Regions from separate parts of the Homo sapiens genome. Here region 1 is linked to region 2. A link is a loop called in an ENCODE intact Hi-C map of the cell type or tissue named here. Cell type or tissue: endothelial cell of umbilical vein. All regions are shown on one strand. Links, peaks and the distances in the headings refer to the core of each region. The heading gives the core; the rest is flanking DNA. Region 1 overlaps CTNNAL1 (catenin alpha like 1). Region 2 overlaps TMEM245 (transmembrane protein 245).

Region 1 (7,172 bases), core at 804-5,803, 120 kb after region 2:
GACAGATCATAAATGAATATATATGTAATGTCAGGTGGTGATCGTTACCATGTAAAAAAAAAAAAAAGCAAGGTAAGAGTTAGGAGAACAATGAAGGTGCTGTTTTAGAGAGGGCAGGGTTTTTTAACTTTGGTGCTACTGACATCTTGGGTTGGATACTTCTCTGTTGTGGGAGGTTGACCTGTACATTGTAGGATGTTTATCAGCATCACTAGCTTCTACCTACTAGATGCTGGAAGGTCCCCTCTCCTTCCATGGGACAACCAGAAATAGCTCTAGACATTGCCAAATGTCCCGTGAGGGGTAAAAATGGCCCCCAGTTGAGAACTCCTGGGATAGGGAATTAGGAAGACCTGCTAAGGAAGGAACATTACAGCAGAGACTGCAATGGAATGAAGGCCTGAGCTATGTGGATACTTGGGGGAATTTTGGACTATGTTCTAAGTGGAATGAGGGATTAGTGGGAGATTTTGTGCTGGGCAGTGACATGTTCTCATTTGTATTTTTAAAAGGGTAACTGGTGGCTCCTGTATAGAAAATACATTTTAGGGGGTGTGAGGATGAATTCAGAGAAACCAGTTAGGAGGTTGTCACAGTGGTCCAGGTGATAGATGATGGTGACTTAGACTAGACCATAGCATTTGAGGTGGTGAAAGGTGGCTTTGTTTCAATATATTGCCAGGGTGGAGCTGATAGGATTGGCTGATGGTTTGGATGTGATAGAAGAGCCAGGGATAACTCCAAGATTTGGGATATGAACAGCTAGGCAAATGGTGGTGCCATCTACTGAGATGAGGAACTCTGAGGGAGGAGCAGGTCATCAGCAGGAGGAGAGTGATTGCGATAAAACCAAGTAAATGTAGAGGGGTGGACAAGATCATACACGGTCCTGTATGTTATGTGGATGATTTCAACTATTATTCCATACTAGGAGTCATTGAGAAATTTTGAGCCAGATGAAAGACATATTGTTTTGTGTTATTTTGTTTTGTTTTGTTTTTTCAAAACAAGAACATTTCACAGATCTTTTATGTTAGATAGAAGTCTTTCTGATGGTGTGGAGGAAGTGAACGAATGAGGACAGCCTGAGAGAAGGTTGAGACTGAAGGCAGGGAGATTAATAGGGAAGCTTTTGTGGTAAAACCAGCTAGGCCAAGTCAGTGTAATAGGGCTGTAAAGAGCAGGAAGAGTGCACAAAATACTCATTAAGGTGGTTGAATAGGTAAAAGTAGATTGTTAACTAAAGGAAAGGGAAGACCCTGGGTTGACTTTTGGATTTCTAGCCATTCACTGGGACAGAGAATAGGTTTTATGTGGGAAGCAGGGGGGGATATCCTTATTCTATTCATAATTTATATTTTTCCTACTTTAGAAAAGGATGTGAAAGCACTTACAATAAAAGACATGTTCAATAAACTTATTAAAATAGGATGTGAAAATAAATAAACCAGAAACTTTGGCAAACATTATTATTTTAATTAAGCATGAAATTTATCTTTGTACTTCCTGGAAGGCAAGACAAAATGTGGGAAACAAAGGGTTATATAATCTCATTGTTTGTTGAAAGGAAGCAAACCAGCTTGTAAGAGGAGAGACTTTTTTTCCTGACACTAAATTATTGTGTGGGTGCTTATGAAACAGACATTACATAATGGACAATTCAACAGAAAATGTAGAGATGGTCTTCATATTACTGTTTCATTTTGCAAGAAAGCTTTGTGGTTAAAAAAAAAAAGAAATAAAAAAATGACTGTTTCTTCTAACAACCGTTGATTAAAGCAGGAGTACAGTATTTTTAAACAAAAGGACAACCTGAGTCCTGTGCTCCTTGTTGGCTTTGTAGCATGTCATTGTGCCCAGTGTAAGGTGAGAGAGGAGGACGTGGTACACTGACATGAGTACCATACGCCCAGGCAGCTCCATAAACGGAGTATTTTGGAAGCTGTCAGGTTTCATGGGCTCCACATGTCATCTTCCTCCTAGTGTCACTCAGGTAAGAGTATGAGAATGATGCCTTCTGGAGTTGTAAAATATAGAAGCCTTTTTTTCTCTTAACACATACAAATTTAAGACTTCATTAAATCACTCCTGTAATGTTTCTAGCCCACTCAACCCCTACGAATCATTTTCTTTGTTTGTCAACAGTGTTCATTTGAGGGAACTAATATAAAGTAGTAGATAAAAAACTGGAGCTGGCTGGGTGCAGTTGCTCACACCTGTAATCCCAACACTTGGAGGCCAAGGCGGGTGGATCGCTTGAGCTGTGTTTGAGACCAACCTGGGCAACATAATGAGTCCCTGTCTCTACAAAACATAAGAAAAAAAAATAGCCAGGTGTGGTGGTGCGTGCCTCCAGTCCCAGCTACTTGGGAGGCTGAGATGGGAGGATTTTTTGAGCCCAAGGAGGTTGAGGTTGCAGTGAGCAGTGATGGTGCCACTGCACTCCAGCCTGGGAGATGACAGAGAGAGACCCTGTCTCAAAAAAAAAAACACTAAAGTCTTAGGGTCAGATTGCCTAGACTTTAATCCTAGTGCTTCTACTTGCAAGCAGGGTATATTGGGCAATCTATTAAACATTTCTAAACCTCAGTGTTCTCATCTATAAAATGAGACTGTTAGGGTTTATAGAGGTGTTTTGATATAATGCATCTATCATTTCACACATAGTAAGTGCTCAATAAATATTAGTTGTTATTATTATAATTAATTTTTATTCTTACTTCCCTGTGTTGAACTCTTACATTGTATTGTTGCTTTTTACTTGGCTACCAGGCAAGGTTTATATTTATGTTTTATATGGAAGTTCAACAAATATTTGTGTTTGATTGACCTTGGGTTTTCCTATTAAGGCACAGCACTAGTAATGACATATAATAAATTAAAAATGATACCTGTGAAGCTGTAAGACAGCTTTGTTACTTTTTTAGGGAACTGATTTCTGAACAGTTTACACTTTGAACAACTTTATAATGTTAAGAAAGCATTTGCCCATGTTGGTGGAGCCAACCAAATGTTACTGTCCCACGTACTTATGAGTTAAATGCCTGGGGTCTAGTCAGAAAAAGGAAAGGTTGAATAATGCCATATGTGCAGGCTTATATGTCGTATCCTTTGTGGTTGAGAGGTGTAGAAAAAAATTAACATTTTCCAGAGGATCAGAGGAAACATTTTTATCCTTTTAGCTATTAATGATAGGATGCAAACTGATACTTTTCCTCCTGCCCTTTCTGTATGCCTTAAGGTTAATTCTAAGCACTTTTGTTCTCTGTTCTTTGCTATGAAAACTCTGTATTAGCTACCTATTTCTGTGTAACAAATTAACCCAAACTTAGCAACTTAAAACCACAAACATTTACTATGTCAGTTTTTGAGAGGGCACCAATCAGGGAGTGGCTTCACTGGGTGGCTCAGGGTCAGTGTGTCTCATGAGGTAGCGGTCAGTGTGTTGACCAGGCCTCTGTTACCTGGAAGCTTGAGTGCACTGCAGGTCTGCTTCCAGCCTCCCTCTCATGGTTGTTGGCAGGCTTCACTTCCTTGCTGGCTGTTGGCTGGAGGCCTCACTTCCTCTCCACGTAGTTATCTGTGTAGTAAGGGCTGCTTATGACATGGCAACTGGCTTCTCTCAGAGAGAGAGAGCAACCCAGACAGCTGCCTCAGTTATTTTAGAACCTAAGCTTGGGAGTGACATACCACCACTTCCACCATACCAACCCTGGTATGATGTGGGAGGGGACAGACAGCACAAGGTTGTCAATAACAGTAGGTGGGGATCATGGGGAGCGATCTTGAAGGCTGGCTACCACAGAATTCCTCTATCTGTAGAGCTTCAGCTATTGTCATTATACACAAGACATCCAAGTCTGCATTACCAGTCCATGTCTTGCGACTTATCTTTGGTGTATTCCTGTGTTATTTCAAACTCCTGTTGTCTGACAGTAAAATTATCATCTCTCTTCCAATGCCCTTCGATTTTCTTTAAGCAACTTAGGTTTACAACTTTGAGGCCATTTTTTTACTCGTTCTTTCCTTCTTATCATTGGTCAGGTACTAATTTTGTGTTTTCTTAATGTTTCCCAAATCATCTTCTTAATGTTCCTATGGCTACTATACTAGTAAGGTCCCTACTATTTCACACCCACAATTGATACAATAGCCTGGCTCTAAGTCTTTCCTTTCCATTCTATTTTATGTACTCCTACTAGACTGATCTTTCTTTTTTTTTTTTGAGACCAAGTCTCACTCTGTCACCCAGGCTGAAGTGCAGTGGCGCCATCTCAGCTGACTGCAACCTCCGCTTCCCAGGTCCAAGCGATTCTCTGCCTCAGCCTCCTGAGTAGCTGGGATTACAGGCCCCTGCCACCACACCTGGCTAATTTTTGTATTTTTTTAGTAGAGACCGAGTTTCGCCATGTTGGCCAGGCTTGTCTTGAACTCCTGACCTCAGGTGATCCACCCGCCTCGGCCTCCTAAAGTGCTAGGATTACAGGTGTGAGCCACTGTGCCTGCCAGACTGATCTTTCCAAACCTTGACTTATACTTCACCCTGTGGCCTCTCCATTAAGATTCCAGTACTTTTTACTCAAGATCCTTAGCCTATGAGCTGACACATTATTGTGTGTATGTAATAGAATTGACAGGAGGGCTTTTGTAAGAAAATCAATCCATTAGGCACACAGGTATATTTAGGACTTTAAAAAATGATCTTGAACACTATAAGTTGGTTAAAGGTTTATTATTTTAAAAATCTTTTTAACAGTATGGAGGTTTGAAGAATATTGTAGCCTTGTATTATAATACAAGAATACTTGGATTGTTTTATTAGTAGATAATTACCATTACAGAAATCAAAAGTTTTGATAGCAACAGTGAAGAAGATAATTTTTCTAGAGGGTTGGGAGTTCAATTAATAGAATGGTTTATGCTGGGCATCATAAGAAGTTTATATAAATTCAAACTGTAGCCTAAATGAGGGCCAGCCTGTGGTTTGAATTCTCAGGAGGGAGGCTTTTGTTTTGTTTACTTTCCCCACCCAAAGTCCAGGCTGACTGACAGACAAACTTCCTTATTGTTTCTTTTTGCCTATTGACAGTTCTTTCCGGGCCCCCATTATATTGAAGATGTCATCCCTTGGGGCCTAAAGCCCTGTCTTTTTTCTCTCTCTGAGGATCCGTGAAAACCCAAGGGTGAAAACCCAAGGCCGTTCAGCTTGTGGAGATTGGCAGTGACCCCTGACTTCTCCCCGGCCTCGCCCCAGCCCAAGCCTTGGCACCTGCTTACTGCTCGGGTTTTAGGGTATTCTTTGGTTTTTGACTCATGGGATTTCTCTTACTGTCTTGTAGGGCAGGAGGCTTTTAGATTGTGTAGTTTGCATTACCACTGGAAACAAAAATTATGATGTTTTTCAAACTGGGTGAGGGCAAAATTTGTCACAGTTCTTAAGAGTGTGCTATTATTTTCTGGTTAGAAAGCTTCGTATGATAATCCCTACAATCGTCAAGGTGAAACCGTTTCTTGTTCCTGAAGTAAGACTCCAAAGCTGAGTTTCTCCTCATTGTGCCTTACCTTCAAGGTTAGAGAGAAGTCTAGATTTTAATTTGTATGCCTGTTTAACTTTCTCCCCTCGTCTTTCTTGTTAGGAGAAACAATTGCAGCACTTACAGACATAACCAACTTGAACCATCTGGAATCTGATGGGCAGATCACAATTTTTACAGACAAAACAGGAGTGATAAAGGCTGCAAGATTACTTCTTTCTTCAGTGACAAAAGTGTTGTTGCTGGCAGACCGAGTAGTCATTAAACAGATAATAACATCAAGAAATAAGGTACTTACCTTTCTGATGTTGCTGTATTTTTGTCTTTCTGTGTTGTTCAAAGTGCTTTTTATGACTCTTAGTGGTGGATTGCTTGGCTTGTGTGTCGATGAAGAATGCAGCTAGCTGTGGGAATTAATGTGCAATGCAGGATACATTGACACACTGATCATCTGTACGTTGAATGCACTTGTGGCCCTGGGTTCCTCCCGGGGCTATGCATGTCTGAGCGTTGCTTAAAAAAAAAAAAAAAGAAAAGTTCTTTTTAGGTTAATTGTAAGTAATTTGGCAATGCTTGTCTATTATAATTGTTTATAACTCTGTCTGTAGTTTAAAAGTAGTGTTTCTTCTATATGTGCAATTCTTAAATGATGGGTATGCTGTGCCTAAACTTTTGAATGCAAGTAATGTCTCCTCTTAGAGAATCATTATCCACTTGTTAAGGCTTATTGGTAAAAGCTTTAAATGTGTACAACATTTGGAAAGAAAAGGTGAGCACTATGATAATGTATGTAGCAGAAACCTAGTTGATAAAAATACTGAATTCTTCTGTACTTTTTTTCCCTCCCAAATCAGAGACTAACAATATATAACTTAAGACACAGTTAAATCAGTGGAAATGATAATTATCCACAACTACAAAATTTCTGTACTCAGAGTCCCTAAATGTTACTGAATAATCTCAAAACTTACAGAACAGATTTAAACTCTTCCAGTCCAGAAGTTAATCTCTCAGATGATGGTCATGCTCCATGATCATCTGGGAATCCAGGGTATGTACGATCACTTCTTGCTTTGGATAATTCCCTAGGCAAAGAGGAGAGCAGTTGGCCAGGGAAGGAGTTGTCCTAGAGGATTTGAGGATAAAACCACTTGATAAGTGTTGAATGAATCAGAAATTGGAGAGGTGGATCTGGCAGCGCTGGAGAAATACAAACAACCTTCCCCTCTTTGAAAGATGGAGGTTCTCACAGTGGTGGCAACGTGCCTTATCAGTGTTAGTCGCCTGAACTTCCTGAGCTGCCAGGGCAGATTAACATGCCAAATATTCATCATATTCTCAGGAAAAATAAGTAAACAGAGGATATCTGTGTTTTTTTTTAACTTATCTTGTTGCGACTAAAACAATCTAATAATGTTATTTTAAAGAAAAGTATTTGAAAATATGTTTCACATCTATTTACTTTGTTTCTTACATCAAGAAAACACATAACATTTTAGTCACTGGCTCTACCAGATTCACACACTCTTTATTCACCCCTGATGGCCCATTCCTGACTGAGCCAGACTAATTTTCCCACCCTTAAAGTCCCACACTTCCCTTTCGACTCTATACTCTGAAGATGATGAGGTTCCTTCT
Region 2 (7,172 bases), core at 1,230-6,229:
TTTCACGATGTTCTATTTTACACATCACAAGAGGCTCTTCAGCAGTGGACGTTAGTCAGCCATTCACTGCTGACACCGTTCTACTTTTAAACACATTTCTAGGTTTGTTTCTGCTTGCCTGGCAGCAAGAAACAAGGAGAGGAAAGTTTCTAGTGCTTAGTTTTCTCAGTTAAAGACTTTGAATATAAAAATGTTGACTCTAAGTTGCCATATGACAAAGAGAATGGTTTTCACATTAGAATTAAGTGGATAATTTAAGGACCTGAAGCAGTTGCTGCTTGAGGCTATGATTAGGGCTGTGGCTCCATAACTTGGGAGGAGGTTTGTAGTTGTGGTGTTTTTGTTTTGTTTTGTTTTGGGGATGGATTTACGCTCTTGTTGCCCAGGCTGGAGTGCAATGGCGCGTTCTCGGCTCACCGCAACCTCTGCCTCCCGGGTTCAAGTGATTCTCCTGCCTCAGCCTCCCGAGTAGCCTGCCACCATGCCCGGCTAATTTTTTGTGTTTTTAGTAGAGACGGGGTTCCACCATGTTGGCCAGACTGGTCTCAAACTCCTAACCTCAGGTGATTCCCCTGCCTTGGCCTCCCAAAGTGCTGGGATTATAGGTGTGAGCCACTGCACCCTTCCTGTAGTTTTATTCTCTCTAAAAAAAGCTTGGGAAACTGTTCTGCAAAAATATGTAACAGAAGCAACCAAGTTGTTTTTCCAGTTAATACCCAGATGACAATAAATGAAACAAAGATGGTTGAAAAGGCAGAGTCTCTACTTAATGTTTTCTACATTTAATATGTTTTTTAACCAGAAAAGTATATGTGGATAATCGTGTGAAATGAAAGGAAAATGTGATTGCCTATTAGTTCCCTTTACTTGAAGTGCTAAGTAAATGTTGCCAAATTTTATGCAGTCTTATGTAGTGTCTAGCACATTGGTGCTATAAAAACGACTATGGAATGTATATTTTGAAAAGGACATGTTGTTTTGGAGAACATAAGTTTGGAAAAATATGCCCTCTTATCTGTAACTGTGGCTCATTGATTTAATGCCTGGAATAAAATTCACACTTGAATAGGTTTGCTCAGAGGCTAAACATATATAAAGTTGACTTGTTAACCTCATGTTTCCGTGTTAGTGAAGATTTAAGAATTAAAAAACTCCTAAGAGGTCCTAGACTAGAAATTGTGTGTGAAACATGCATGTACAAATCCTTATTTTTGTTATTTTAAAGGATATTTAGTGATTCAAAATGTTGACCCAAGTAAAATATGCTTGTTACATTTGAAAAAACATAAGCAGAACAGAAGTTTGTATGGTAAAAGTGAATTATCCCTTTCCTTCCCCCGCCCTGCCCCTGGCCCCGCTGAGATGGAGCCTTGCTCTGTCACTCAGGCTGGAGTGCAGTGGCTCGATCTTGGCTCACTGCAACCTCTGCCTCCCGGGTTCAAGCAATTCTCCTGCCTCAGCCTCCCGAGTGGCTGGGACTACAGGCATCTGCCACCATGCCCAGCTAATTTTTGTATTTTTAGTAGAGACGGGGTTTCACCATGTTGGCTAGGCTAGTCTTGAACTCCTGACCTCATGATCTGCCCATCTTGGTCTCCCAAAGTGCTGGGATTACAGGCATGAGCCACCGCGCCCGGCCGAATTATCCCTTTTCTCTACCACTATTCCCACTATTCAGATGTTACTATTAACTGCTTGATGTAAAGGCTCCTAAATTCATTTCTTTGTCCATGTGAACATATAAAGTAGAAGGTTTTTGTTTTTTGTTTTTTAAAACAAAGATGAGATAACATACATATAGCTCTGTACCTTGCTCTTTTCATTTATCATTGTACTGTGGCCATCTTTCCTTATTAGCACTTAGAGATATACGTCTTTCTTTTTTTTTTTTTTGAGATGGAGTTTTGCTCTTGCTGCCCAGGCTGGAGTGCAATGGTGCAATCTCGGCTCACTGTAACCTCCACCTCCTGGGTTCAAGCGATTCTCCTGCCTCAGCCTCCCAAGTAGCTGGGATTACAGGCACATGCTACCATACCTGGTTAATTTTTGTATTTTTAGTAGAGAAGGGGTTTCACCACATTGGCCAGGCTGGTCTCGAACTCCTGACTTCATGTGATCTGCCCGCCTCAGCCTCCCAAAGTGCAAGGATTACAGGTGTGAGCCACTGCCCTGGCCACTTTTTTCTTTTTAATACTGCTACAGTATAAATCTTTTTTCTCCCCCTCCCCCACCATGCCTTTTAGAAAATGTTTTCAACAGATTTTCTTAGCTCTGAATTTGTATTAGAATACTTTGATAAACATTTTTAACCATTGGTAATTGTATAATCATAATGGGCTTAATATAAACTCTAAAGTGTTTTTATAAATGGCCTTACCTCTTGAACTAATATTACTTCTGCGAATCTTTTCTGAGGAAACACTTCAAAATACTGGAAAAAATCCAGAAGCCAAAAGAATTTCCTAAAGGTTAAAAATACTTCTTTTTCTGTTTATAAAGATACTACATAACCTTAGTAGAAAATTGAGCACCTGTAATAAAACATAAAGAAGCAGATTACTCCTTGAAATCTGCCATCTAGAGATAATATTTTAAAACATTTTTTGTTGAGTATATTTTCACCATTATAAATTTACACACGAATAAATTGACACTGTAGCACTGTATATTGATGTTCATCATACTGTTGAAAGTCTGACTAATTACTCAATTTTTGGAGATAGCATTATTTAAACAGTTCACTATAAAATGATATTTAAGTTCTCAATTTTTTATATTGTAAATGGCAAGTGAATATTTTTATATGTGTCTGCACAGTGTGCTTCTGTAAAACACTCCTAAAAGTAGAATTGGGGAGTATATTTTAAAATGGTTATTTTAAACTGGAATGAGGTAATCTGTGAGTTTCAGGTTGATAGATGAAAATACATGCTTCTTGTTAGACAATAAATTTCTCTTAAAAAATCTGAAGTATGCAGTCTCTTATTTTTTCTCTCCTTGCAAATGATACTAATTCCTTATGCATACAGATAAGAAACAAAAACTTCTTGGAGGTACTGTATAAATTGTGACCTCCAGTTCAGCTTCTTACTAAGGGTAGTACTTACTTTGTCATCTCTGTTCAACGTTTGCTCAAACACTTTTAGTAATGATTATTCCATTTGTAGATAGCTATAGTTTATTGGAAAAACCTGTCCTTTTACTGAGCTGTGTTATTTCCTAATTCCCACGTATTTCTGCTCTCAGAACCACAGAAAATCAAGTCTTATGCCTCTCCCAGATGACATTTTAAAAATTATTTGAAGATAGCTACAAAATCTTGATATTTCCTTCTCTTTTCTGAGCAAAACTTTTTTTTTCTTTTTCCCCTAGCTACATTTATATTATCATGTTGTGATTTCTATTTCCTTTCCCAGGCTGAATTTTGTTGTGTGGTTTGGTAGCGCAAAATTAATTGAAACAATCACTTTCCCTGATACGAGTATTGTACTTTTAGAAATAAGTGCTTCTACTAGTCATAGGCTGACTCATACTGAACTGAAAAGTGGTTCAGATGTTCTCTTTCCATTCCATACTTGTACAGTTGAGTTTTGAATCTCGAAGCAGAACTTTGCATTTCTTTTCATATAGTTTAATCTTGTTTGGATTAGCCCATTGTTCTGGCTTCAGGATATCTTTTTGAATCATGATAGATTATCTCAATATTTATTGACAACTCAGTTTTGTATAACTGATTTGTGTAAAATCAGTTTTTTCTGTTATTGTGCCTCTAGTCTTTCATCTAAGTGACTGACGTAATGTTTAATAGGGTGGGGCTAACTGACGTACCTCTGAAGACTATCCATTTACTGTGGATTTTTTTTTAATTTCAACAAGTTGTAGTTGTCTAAATTGACTGTTTTTATTTTCCCTTGTGAAAATCTGAGCAGCTTTTGCTTATCTTTAGTATTCTAGCACCATGCTTCTTTCTCCTTAAGATTAGAAAAGTGCACTCTGGAGCCAGATTCCTGGGTTCTAATCCTGCCTCTGTCATTTATTGGCTGTGGCCTTGGGCAAGTCACTTCTCTGAAATCTGGGTTTCTTTCATGTGTAAAATGAGGATCATAATAATATTATTTTGTGGGGTTATGAGGATCAAATGAGTTAGTATACATAAAGCATTAGAATAGGGCCTGGCACATAGGAGTGTTATATAAGTGTACTATTATTGTACTCAGATTTTTTTCTATGCTCTGCAATCAGATCTCAAATTCTTTGAATTCCCAGGGTTAATTGGTCTGGTCCAGCAAGACTGGACTTTTTGAAGCAGCTGTAGTCTCACTTCCCATGTCCTCATATTTTTGAGCTTCAAAGCTCTTTAATATTTCATCTGATAGAGTTACTTGAAGAAATATTTTAATGTCCTTTTTATTATAAAAGAATTAGTGCTTATTAAAGGCAGTCTGGAAAATACAGAAAAAAGTGAAAGGAAAAACAAAATTTTACCACCCAAATACAGCCACTAACTTCTTAGTACATTTTCTTTTCCTCCCACCATATAGTAGATGTAATCACAGCACAAGTATTTTTTGTATTTTACTTCTAACTTAATATGATATTGTGAGTTTTTAAACTATATAGTCTTTGTTTTTAAGAAGTGATTTTAATGGTTGCATAACATTTTATTGAGTGAATCGTAATCATTTCCCAGTTGTTGACCTTTTAGGTAATCACTTTTTTCACTGTTCTGAATCATACTCTGATGAGCTTCTTTATATTTAAAACTTTTTCAAAATTTATCATTATTTAGTAAGGATAAAGTCTGAAAGTTGAATTCTGAGGTTAGAAGCTATAAACATTTTTAAGATGCGAAGATTATTTGTATTGATAGATTTGACCAAAATAACGTAGGAGATAGTTTTTTTCTGTCTTTTTTAGTAATCCCATCAGTTCTTTTTTCTTCATGCTCTGAATTATATAGCTCGAAGTTTCTTTTTGTCTTAATTTGCTTTTTTTTTTGGCAAGGTTCATGTCATACTTGACTTTTAGCTTCTTGGTCTTATGTTAATTAAGGTCTTTGTGCTCAGATGTGTTCTGGATTATGTATTCCCTCTGTGTTTTATAAATGTTCTATTAAAATATGAGTTTCTGTGTAGGCTACGCTGGTTTCTTTTGATGCGTCTTAAGCTCTAGGGTCATTTAACTTTAGTGTAGGAAGAACTGAAGAGGGTATCCTGGCTGATTCTTCTGTTCTGAAGTCCTGCTGTTTGTTCCTCTAATAATATTTTTTTCAGGCACACTTCTTCAGCTGGTGCATCATAACTCTGGATTAGGTTCTAATCATTTGTTGCCTAGATTATTTCAGCAGGGTCACACTTCAGCTGGCTGCTTTCTTACTTTTACAGAGTTATTTCCCCAGTAACAAGCATATTTTATAAGCTGAAATAGAATCTTTTAACCTGATTCTTTTTGGAAAGCTTTCCTTTTCTTGTTTTTTTCTTTTCTTTCCGTTTCTTTTCTAAACATTGATCAACAGAGAAAACTGTAGGAATTCCATAAGATTAGATTCTTAATTTAAATCCATGGTTTATGCTTTGAATATTTTATCTCAAGCATTTTTGTGTATAAGATGGGTTTTGAACTATGTATCTTTTGTTAAACAACTATTTAATATTACTACATGAGATTTCAAATGCCTAGTATTTCAAAACTTAGGTTCTCCAAACGAGGAGAACCTAGGTACGTTTCTTTGACACCATCAACCTTCATCTTTTCTGTGCTATGTCCAGAGCATTCCTGCTGTATAGACACTTACAGATTTTGTATAATTGTATGTTCATTTTCACGTGTATAGATTTTACAGCTGTGTCTTTCATTTATTTAAGATCTGGACGTTGGTGGTTGGCTATGTGTTGACTGTTTCATTCAAGTGGAATGCAAGCACTGAACGCTACTTGAGAGCAGTTTCAATTCCTGTCTGGATTATATTGCTTTTTCATTTAGGTGGGTTCCTTCTTTTTTTTTTTTTTTTTTTTAAGTCTAGCCTAAGGTCAGCAGAGGCTGACTGTGTGAATGAAAGTGAATTTTTTGTAGTGTCATATGTTGCATTTAACATTCTTAATCTTTAGAAAATGTTATGCTTTAATCTTTCATTAAATTTTAATGAAAATGATGTGCTTTAAAATGTCTTTAATTATGTTCATTTTCCAAAAGGTCCTTTTAAAAGTCAATACATCTTAAAAAGTAGAGCACCCTTGGATTCTCATATCATTTCTGAGTGTCATACTTAGGGGAAGATATAGATAAGCAGTCAACGATAAGAGGTGCTCAGAGACATGTGTGAGAACCAGTTAAAGGAACTAGAGATGTTTACTCTGGATAAGAGGAGGGAACTGGGGCTCTAGGGTGGGAAGGAGATAGAGGTAAGGAGGATATAAGACATGAAAGCCTATTTCTAATATTTGAAGGACTGTCCTGTGAAAGAGTGCTTTAAACAGATCTCTGTAACCATGAGGGAGAGATGTCAGAGTTGTGAGTTAGCTTCAGAGAGACAAATCTCTTTTCCACATAAGGATGATTCATGTCAGAGCTGCTCAGAGTAATGGGTTCCCTGTTATGTTAGCTGGGTGGCTGCTCAGATGTTGATTTTTCAGCGTGGTACTTATGGTTGAGACTTTCATCTCCCAAGTTTGAGCCAATGGAAACACTAAGTTCTAATTTAACAACACAATTCAGTAACCCAGAGCAGCAGATAGCCTTAAAGTAGTTTCTAGAGCTACTACTTATTGTTAAAAATAAAATAAAAAACAGCTATGTCTCTGTCTTCGTTTGATGTCAAACAAAGCATTATTCTCTAGCTTTGTTGAGTTGGAATGATAGAGGAATTTATCTGCAAGAACCCGTATGTCAGATATGACTCATTTTGAACTCAGGGAAGGCAGAGGAGGGAGGCAGGCAGGCAGGGATGTTTTATGAGGTTCTAGGTGGACTCAGGGAAATGGTTATGGGTAGGGACCTGTTTCTTGGTGACTTGTGAACTTTTTTTTTTTTTTTTTTTGAGACAGAGTCTCACTCCATCGCCCAGGCTGGAGTGCAGTGGTGTGATCTTGGCTCACTGCAGCCTCCACCTCCTGGGTTCAAGCAATTCTCCTGTCTCAGCCCCCCAAGTAGCTGGGATTACAGGCATGTACCAC

Evidence for each region. A loop is a pair of places that touch in the nucleus more often than their neighbours do. Peaks named below come from ENCODE experiments on the same cell type or tissue, not always from the same donor. Only the 100,000 strongest peaks of a DNase experiment are listed, where the experiment ranks them.
Region 1: a loop joins it to region 2, with 2.3 times the contacts of the local background. A loop is called at or near these places in 2 of 110 quality-filtered maps.

What each region holds. Positions count from the first base shown.
Region 1 is chr9:108,991,284-108,998,455 of GRCh38, reverse strand. It overlaps CTNNAL1 (catenin alpha like 1), which reads left to right. Exons shown (of 19, transcript NM_003798.4): 3 at 5,637-5,824. It overlaps LOC105376216 (a long non-coding RNA gene), which reads right to left. Exons shown (of 7, transcript XR_007061724.1): 2 at 6,506-6,619; 3 at 5,833-6,047. It also overlaps the pseudogene RNA5-8SP3. Among named protein-coding and RNA genes, the nearest start is that of CTNNAL1, 19 kb to the left of the region's middle. In endothelial cell of umbilical vein, for the core only: no CTCF peak of the experiment used is centred there; DNase peaks (open chromatin) are centred at 1,375 and 3,545; H3K27ac peaks cover 1,268 bases.
Region 2 is chr9:109,107,263-109,114,434 of GRCh38, reverse strand. TMEM245 (transmembrane protein 245) reads left to right here. Exons shown (of 18, transcript NM_032012.4): 2 at 5,865-5,982. Among named protein-coding and RNA genes, the nearest start is that of TMEM245, 9.1 kb to the left of the region's middle. In endothelial cell of umbilical vein, for the core only: no CTCF peak of the experiment used is centred there; DNase peaks (open chromatin) are centred at 3,634 and 5,824; H3K27ac peaks cover 2,773 bases.